Regions from separate parts of the Homo sapiens genome. Here all the other regions are linked to region 2. Evidence: read pairs that join two places in POLR2A ChIA-PET (ENCODE). Cell type or tissue: PC-9. All regions are shown on one strand. Region 1 overlaps MLXIPL (MLX interacting protein like). Region 2 holds the start of ABHD11 (abhydrolase domain containing 11). Region 3 holds the start of METTL27 (methyltransferase like 27).

Region 1 (2,500 bases), 130 kb before region 2:
CGTGGGGAAGGAATTAGGAGGTCACTAAGACTAAGCTTTATCCCAGGGACCCTCTTTCTGTCCCCAGGGGCTTCGATGAGACGGGCTGAGCCTGGATATCTACCTGGCCCGCACATAGCTCCGGGGGTCCCTAAATGTGTGGCTATCGGGAATAACCTGCAAGACCTACAGCGAAGTGAGGAAGGCCACTTGGAAAGTCAATTGTGAAAACAGAGACATTTGTCCACATGTGCTTCTACTGACAGGAGCATCTCTGGGAGGACACTGAGGAATCAGTAACTTGGTGGCCCTGTGGTCAGGAGAGGGAGGCAGGGACACTCATGACTTACAAAAATTGCTTTAGGCCAGACGCGGTAGCTCACACCCGTAATCCCAGCACTTTGGGAGTCCGAGGTGGGAGGATCGCTTGAGGTCAGGAGTTCAAAACCAGCCTGGCCAACATGGCAAAACCCCGTCTCTACTAAAAATACAAAAAGTAGCTGGGTGTGGTGGCACATGCCTGTAATCCCAGCTACTCAGGAGGCTGAGGCACAAGAATCGCTTGAACCTGGGAGGCGGAAGCTGCAGTGAGCTGAGATGGACTCACTGCATTCCAACCTGGGTGACAGAGTGAGACTCCGTCTCAAAAAAAAAAAAAAAAAAAAAAAAAAAAGCTTTACAAGATATGATGCATGCCTGGGATTTTCTTTAAAATAACGCACTGGGCACGGTGGCACACACCTGTAATCCCAGCACTTTGGGAGGCTGAGGTGGGAGGATCTCTTGAGCCCAGGAGTTCTAGACCAGCCTGGGCAATACAGGGAGGCCCTGTCTCTTCAAAACATAAAAAAAATTAGCCAGGCATAATGGTGCGTGCCTGTGGTCCCAGCTACTCGGGAGGCTGAGGTGGGAGGATCACTTGAGCCTGGGAGGTTGAGGCTGCAGTGAGCTGTGATTGTGCCACTGTACTCCAGCCTGGGCAACAGAATGAGACCCTGTCTCAAAAATAAATTAAATTAAAATAAAATAAAATAGAAACATAACAGAAGAGAAGGAATGTTCTCGGATAAAAGACTGGCCAAGAGTTGATAAGTCGGTGACATCAGTGATGGTGACTTGGGAGGTTTTTGCTGAGCTACTCTTTCTCTACTAGTGTGTGCATGTTTGAAATGTTCTCTAGTAAATAGTTTTATTTTTTATTTTAATTTTTTTGAGACAGAGTCTTGCTCTGTCACCCAGGCTGGAGTGCAGTGGCGCGATCTCGGCTCACTGCAACCTCTGCCTCTCAGGTTCAAGCAATTCTCCCACCTCAGCCTCCTGAGTAGCTGGGATCACAGGTGCCTGCCACCACGCCCAGCTAATTTTGGTACTTCTAGTAGAGATGGGGTTTCACCATATTGGTCAGGTTGGTCTCGAACTCCTGACGTCAGGTGATCTGCCTGACTCGGCCTCCCAAAAGTGCTGGGATTACAGGTGTGAGCCACCATGCCCAGCCTAGCAAATAGTTTTAAAATGCATTGTGTGAAAAATAAATAGACCCAAATAATTCAAAGTTCTTCTCTCCCCTGAGAGAGTCCCAGCCTTCACTGCTTTCTTGGGAGCCCCTGGTTCCCTGGCCAGGTACTCTCTTGGGCCCTGCCCCCATTGGAGGCCACACCAGCTGGACAAAAGGAGACCAGGAAGAACCCTCAGAAACCACCCAGACCTGCCAGGCATGGTGGCTCATGCCTGTAATCCCAGCACTTTGGGAGGCCAAGGCAAGAGGATGGCTTGAGCTCAGGAGTTTGGGACCAGTCTGGGCAACATGGTGAAACCCATCTCTACCAAAAATACAAAAAAAATTAGCCGGGTTTGGTGGTGCACACCTGTAGTCCCAGCTACTCAGGAGGCTGAGGCGGGAGGATCACTTGAGTCTGGAGGGCAGAGGTTGGCACCACTGCACTGCAACCTTGGTGACAGAGTGAGATGCCATCTCAAAATAAATAAATAAATAAAAAGACAGAAAAAAAGAAACGACCCAGACTATCAGCCCTCCCAGAGGGGCCTGGGATGGGCTCATCGGCCTTCCTCACACAGACCCTGCCCGTCCACCCGACCTGGGGAGGGGCTCGCCCCACCTGAGATGTCCATGAAGTCATCCAGGCTTGGCTGCAGTGGCGTCAGGTCCGGCTGGATCATGTCAGCATTGCCGACGTAGGCTGGAGGCAGCAGTGGCGACATCAGCAGCAGCAGGCAGGGAGGAGCAGGGTCCCCACCCCCATCCCCAGCCATCCCTCCCTTGGCCTCCTGGAATCTCACAGGCCTTCACCCCTCTCCCCTGCCCTTTCTCAGACCCTCACCATCCTCAGGCGGCAGCTGCAGGGGCGAAGGGCCGGACTGAGTCATGGTGAAGAGAGTGTCTGAGATGTCGGACAAAAAGCAATTGAGGTCCAGGAGCTGCCGCCCACCCGGCTCCTCCTCTGGGTCCCCCAGCAGCACGGGGACCACACTGGAGAAGAGCTGTTTGCACCATTGCTCCGGC
Region 2 (2,500 bases):
AGTTTCCAGACCTAGGAGGCCCAGATGAAGAACCTGGGGCCACTCTGCCAGAGAAGAGCAGGCCCCAGGGTTGTGACCACGTCTCTGAAGGGCTGGCCTGGCTGGGTGGCAATCTCGGAGAATGCCAGGAAGGAGACTCCAGGAATTTCCAACAGTAGGAGCACAGAAGAATGGGCTGCCATAAGAGGTGGTGAGCTCCCGGTCATCCCTAGTGAACAAGCAGGCCCCTTCATGGAAAGGGTGCAGGCGCCTAGGCATGGGCCAGCCCCGATGGAGATCTACAACATGAATTAATGAAGATGGCAACGTGAGGGAATAAATGGGGTTGCCGTTCAGGGTCCATACTCAGAGTGAGGGATCTGGAAGTGAGCGTGAGAAGCGGGACCCCCCCTGCCCCGCCTCCTCTCAGGCCCCGCCCACTCCCGCCCAGCCCCAAAGGAGCCCCGCCCACTCGAAAGCTCACCCTACGGCCTGTCTGCTGGGCCAAGATCTTGGCGATGGAGTTGAAGTTAGTTTTGCTGCCGAAGAGCCCGTGCAAAAAGACGACGGCCGGGAGGGCTGCCTCCCCGTCCAGAAGCCTGTAGGAAAGCGGAAGCGGCCTGGCAGGGGAAGGATCGAGGTCAGAGTCTGAGCCGGCGGAGACGGGGAAAGGGGTAGGGGGAAAGAGCTTTGGGGGAGAGGCCTGGGAGGTGACAGGCCCAAAGGGAGGAGATGGGGCCGTCGGGGCCCGGCAGGAAAAGGAGGACAGAGGATGGCCTCCCGCCCGGTGCCCTTGACTGACCTCGGCTCGGCGCCCCCTCGGCCGCCGCTGCTGCTGCTGGGTGCGACAGGCACCCTCGCGAAGCTAGGGCCGTGGGGGCCGAGTCCCTCACGCGGGAGCCTCCAGGCTCGGGTCCAGCGGAGCATGCTTGCAAGCTGTTGGCCGGCTCGCATCTCACAAGGTACGTCCTCCCCGCGCTCCTTCTCCCGCCCTAGCTCGCAGCCCCGCCCATTTCCGTCTTCAGCCGCCCCGCCCAGTTCCGACTTGAGCCCCGCCCTCTCCCCGCCCCCATCGCGGGATTCTCCGCCCTTGGTCCCGTTTCCTTACGTATCCCCGAGAACAGTCCGGCCCCGCCTCCATCCCCGCCCCTTACGCCATTACGTAATCCCCGCAGGCTTTGCGCGGGTCGCCCTGAGCGCCGCACCTGGCCTCGCCCTAGGCTGGGCAACCCGCGGTGCTTGCCCCTCCCCTCGCGAAGCGCCGCGGTGCGTAGAATCTGGGAATTCGGTCTGCGCCGCTCTGTGCGTGCTCGGTTCTGGTTGCAGCTTAGGGCTCGGTTCCCGCCCCGCACCTGCCATCGCTCACTGACCTGGGTGGCTGCCATCGTTTCTGTGCCGCCGGCGGGGGCGAGCGGCGCCAGGGTGGCTCTGGGCGGCGGAGTGCCAGTGTGGTGGCGCCGTGCTCCACTGCCGGGGGCCCGGGCAGGTTGGGCGGAGCACGGACACCCACCCATCCTGGAGTCGTCGATCTAGAAGGAGCTCGGGGGCACTCTAGAGCTCTTCCCCAAGCCCCTTCGTCCCTTTTACGTTTGGGGAAGGCTCCCCCAGTCTGATCCCACCTGCTTTTCTGCCCATACTCCCCATTCTCATACTCCCCTATCAGGCACCCTGCCTTTCAAGGTCTTCTCCACACCCCACCTCCTGCTGGGGTGCTGTCTGTCTTCCAGATAGCCAGTTGCCCGAGTCCTATACTTTTTTTTGGTGGGGGTCTTACCCTCGCCCAGGCCGGAGTGCAGTGACGCGACCGTAGCTCACTGCAGCCTCGACCTCCTGGGCTCAAGCGATCCTCCCGCCTTTGCCTCCCGAGAATCTGGGACTACAGGCGCAGACTAATTTTAACATTTTTTTTTTTTTTTTTTTTTTTACTGAATCATGGTTACAATTTTTTTTTTTAGGCCGGGTGCGGTGGCTCACGCCTGTAATCCCGGCACTTTGGGAGGCTGAGGTGGGCAGATCACCTGAGGCCAGGAGTTGGAGACCACCCTGGCCAATATGGTGGAACCCCGTCTTTACTAAAAATACAAAAATTAGCTGGGCGTGGTGGCGGGTGCCTGTAATCCCAGCTACTCGGGAGGCTAAGGCAGGAGAGTCGCTTGAACTCAGGAGGCGGAGGTTGCAATGGGCGGAAATCATGCCACTGCACACCAGCCTACCGGACGGAGACAGACTCCGTTTAAAAAAAAAAAAAATTGCCGTGGGTGGTGGCACGGCCCTGTAATCCCAGCTACTGGGGAGGCTGAGGCAGGAGAATCGTGTGAACTTGGGAGATGGAGGTTGCAGTGAGCCGAGATCTTGCCACTGCATTCCAGCCTCAGTGACAGAGCGAGACTCCATCTCAAAAAAAAAATTTTTTTTTTAAAAAATAGAAGCGGGGGCTTGCTATGTTGCCCAGGCTGGTCTCGAACTCCTGGGCTCAAAGTGCTGAGATTACAGGCATGAGCCACCACACCTGGCCCAACAA
Region 3 (2,500 bases), 100 kb after region 2:
GGGCACTGTGGGGCGGGCCTGGAAGGGCTTGTGTGAGGCAGTCCACTGCGAGGCGGGGCGCACGGTACAGCAGGGTGGCCACATCCTGGGGAAAGAGTGCCGGGCCTACAACACCGGTGCCCCAGTGTTTGGGGGATCTCCCTTATGGGGTGGTCTCAGAGTCTGCCAGGCTAAGCTGTGTGTGTTGGGGATCAAGCCTGGCTGGGGCTAGCGTGAGGGGACGCCCAGGCATGAGGTGCTTCCCATTGCTAAAGGGCCAGGACTGGAGAGTTAGCCCCCAGCCCACTGTACAGTAGACTCAGCCCTCCAGGGACCTTCTCTCCTGGCCAAGCGGCTCTCTCTGCTGAGTCCACATGACTTTTTTTTTTTTTTTTTTTGAGACAGAGTCTCCCTCTGTCACTCGGGCTGGAGTGCAGTGAAGAGATCTTGGCTCACTGCAACCTCTGTGTCCCGGATTCAGGCAATTCTCCTGCATCAGCCTCCAGGGTAGCTGGGATTACCAGGCGCCTGCCACCACGTGGGCCTGGCTAATTTTTGTATTTTTAGTAGAGTCAGGGTTGCACCATGCTGGCCAGGCTGGTCTCGAACTCCTGACCTCAGGTGATCCGCCCGCCTCGGCCTCCCAAAGGGCTTAGGATTACGGCTTGTGAGCCACCGCGCCCGGCCCCACAGTGACTTCTCAATAGCACCTCCTCCAGGCAGCCCCCCTCAGGAGGTCATGGCCCCTGATGGGGCTGCCAATCCAGAGCTGTGGGGCGGGTTCTGGAAGGGGCAGGACTGTAGGGTTCTTAGCCAGGCCTCACTTCGTCCTCACAGCCGCCCCCGGGTGCAAGGCTGATTCCCCACTTTACAGGTAGAAAAATGGAGGCTGGTCTAGTGGAGGCAAGGCCCCAAATGAGTTTACCTGGTCGTAGTCCGGAGCCCAGCGGTCATAGAAATGGAGCTTTTGGGCCAGGTCGGGGATGCCATGCGCGGCCCTGACCCGCGCCCGCACCTCGGGCAGGCTCCCACCCTCCTCCTGGGCCATGCTCCTGTGGGGACACCGTTGCCCTGTCTCGAGGTCCACCTCAATCGCCCATCCCCTCCTTTCCCCCTTCCCTCCTCCCCCTTCAGAGGAGGCTGCCAGGCCTCCTGCCAGCGCGACCCCTATCCCGGCCCCTATCCCAGATGGGGACACTGAGCGCAGAGAGGGCGGGCTTGGATATTTACACTCTGGGGCTGCAGGGCTGGGGGAAGGGCAAGGTGGGAGAAGGGGGTGCCCCGCGGCTGGAGGAAGGACCTATCTTCCTCTTTTCCGCCCTCCGACTGAGAGAGGGTCGGAGGTGGGCGACATCCGGAGCGAAACGGTCTCGAAGGAGGCCGGAGTCAGAACTCACCGCCAATCCAGCGCGCCTCGGGCGTGTGGGCAACAGGACTCGGGGCGGGGCCTGTGTTGCGACCCTGGCCACACCCTCACCGCCTGCCCGCAATGATTGGTTTTCCGCTGAGAGAAAATAGCCAGTCAAAGGAAGGCGCTGGCAGTCTGCCCGCCCCCCCCCCCCCCGCCAGCCAATGAGCTCAAGGCTTGTGGCCCTCCTCCAGCCTTGGTAGAGCAGGGACTGCGGAGATGTTTTCCTGCTGTGCGGGTTTAGGGGCTTCTCGGTGGTCTGGCCCCGGCCTCCCCCTCCACCGTCAGGTAGCAGCACCTCCACCATCCCCCTCCAACTGCCCTCCTGCCTCCTGAAGTCCTTTATGCTTCCTGAAAGCATGAGGTTTGTAGGCACTGGGGAGTCTCTGAATTCTTATGGGCAGGAGAGGGACCTAGGATTAGCTTTCATTTTTACTTTGTATTTATATTTACTTATTTTGTTTTATTTTTGTTTTGTTTTATGAGACAGGGTCTCACTCTGTCGCCCAGGCTGGAGTGCAGTGGCTTGACCATAGCTCACTGCAGCCTTGAACTCAAGCTCAAGCCAGCCTCCTGCCTCAGCCTTCTGAGTAGCTGAGTAGCTGGGACTACAGGTGCATGCCACCTTGCCCGGCTTTTTAAATTTTTATCTATTTATTTTTATCTTCGTAGTTTTTGTAGAGACAAAAAATGTTGTCCAGGCTGGTCTTAAACTCCTAGTCTCAAGCGATTCTCCCACCTCTGCCTCCTGGCAAATTTTATTTTAATAATTTTATTTTAAAAAACCGTACTGGCAAATTTTATTTTAATAAGTTAAATAGCCACATGTGGCTAGTGGCTACTGTATTGGACAGCAGAGAGAGTCTTGCGGCTGGAAGTGTGACCTGAAGATACGCAGCGTCAGCCTCCGTAACATCTTGGTTTCCTCTAGGAGATGCCCTAGGGAAGCTTGTGAGAAATGCAAAAATTAGGCCGGGGCGCAGTGGCTCACACCTGTAATCCCAGCACTTTGGGAGGCTGAGGTGGGCGGGTCACTTGAGGACAGGAGTTTGAGACCAGCCTGGCTAACAGGACAAAACCCCATCTCTACTAAAAATACAAAAATTAGCCGGG

Evidence for each region. ChIA-PET counts read pairs that join two places held together with the same protein. Peaks named below come from ENCODE experiments on the same cell type or tissue, not always from the same donor. Only the 100,000 strongest peaks of a DNase experiment are listed, where the experiment ranks them.
Region 1: POLR2A ChIA-PET joins it to region 2 with 13 read pairs; 21 of 35 experiments call an interaction of 5 or more read pairs at or near these places.
Region 3: POLR2A ChIA-PET joins it to region 2 with 20 read pairs; 21 of 35 experiments call an interaction of 5 or more read pairs at or near these places.

Annotation. Positions count from the first base shown.
Region 1 is chr7:73,603,592-73,606,091 of GRCh38, forward strand. MLXIPL (MLX interacting protein like) reads right to left here. Exons shown (of 17, transcript NM_032951.3): 6 at 2,319-2,500; 7 at 2,097-2,177. Among named protein-coding and RNA genes, the nearest start is that of MLXIPL, 20 kb to the right of the region's middle. In PC-9, no CTCF peak of the experiment used is centred here; no DNase peak of the experiment used is centred here.
Region 2 is chr7:73,737,865-73,740,364 of GRCh38, forward strand. ABHD11 (abhydrolase domain containing 11) reads right to left here and starts at 938. Exons shown (of 6, transcript NM_148912.4): 1 at 782-938; 2 at 464-599. The coding sequence starts at 906. RefSeq lists enhancers at 737-1,394, 1,395-2,051 and a silencer at 959-1,058. In PC-9, no CTCF peak of the experiment used is centred here; DNase peaks (open chromatin) are centred at 524 and 1,157; H3K4me3 peaks cover 2,228 bases; H3K27ac peaks cover 2,401 bases.
Region 3 is chr7:73,841,114-73,843,613 of GRCh38, forward strand. It overlaps METTL27 (methyltransferase like 27), which reads right to left and starts at 1,403. Exons shown (of 6, transcript NM_152559.3): 1 at 1,377-1,403; 2 at 905-1,031; 3 at 1-85. The coding sequence starts at 1,027. RefSeq lists an enhancer at 1,042-1,341 and a silencer at 1,462-1,561. In PC-9, no CTCF peak of the experiment used is centred here; a DNase peak (open chromatin) is centred at 1,428; H3K4me3 peaks cover 1,810 bases; H3K27ac peaks cover 939 bases.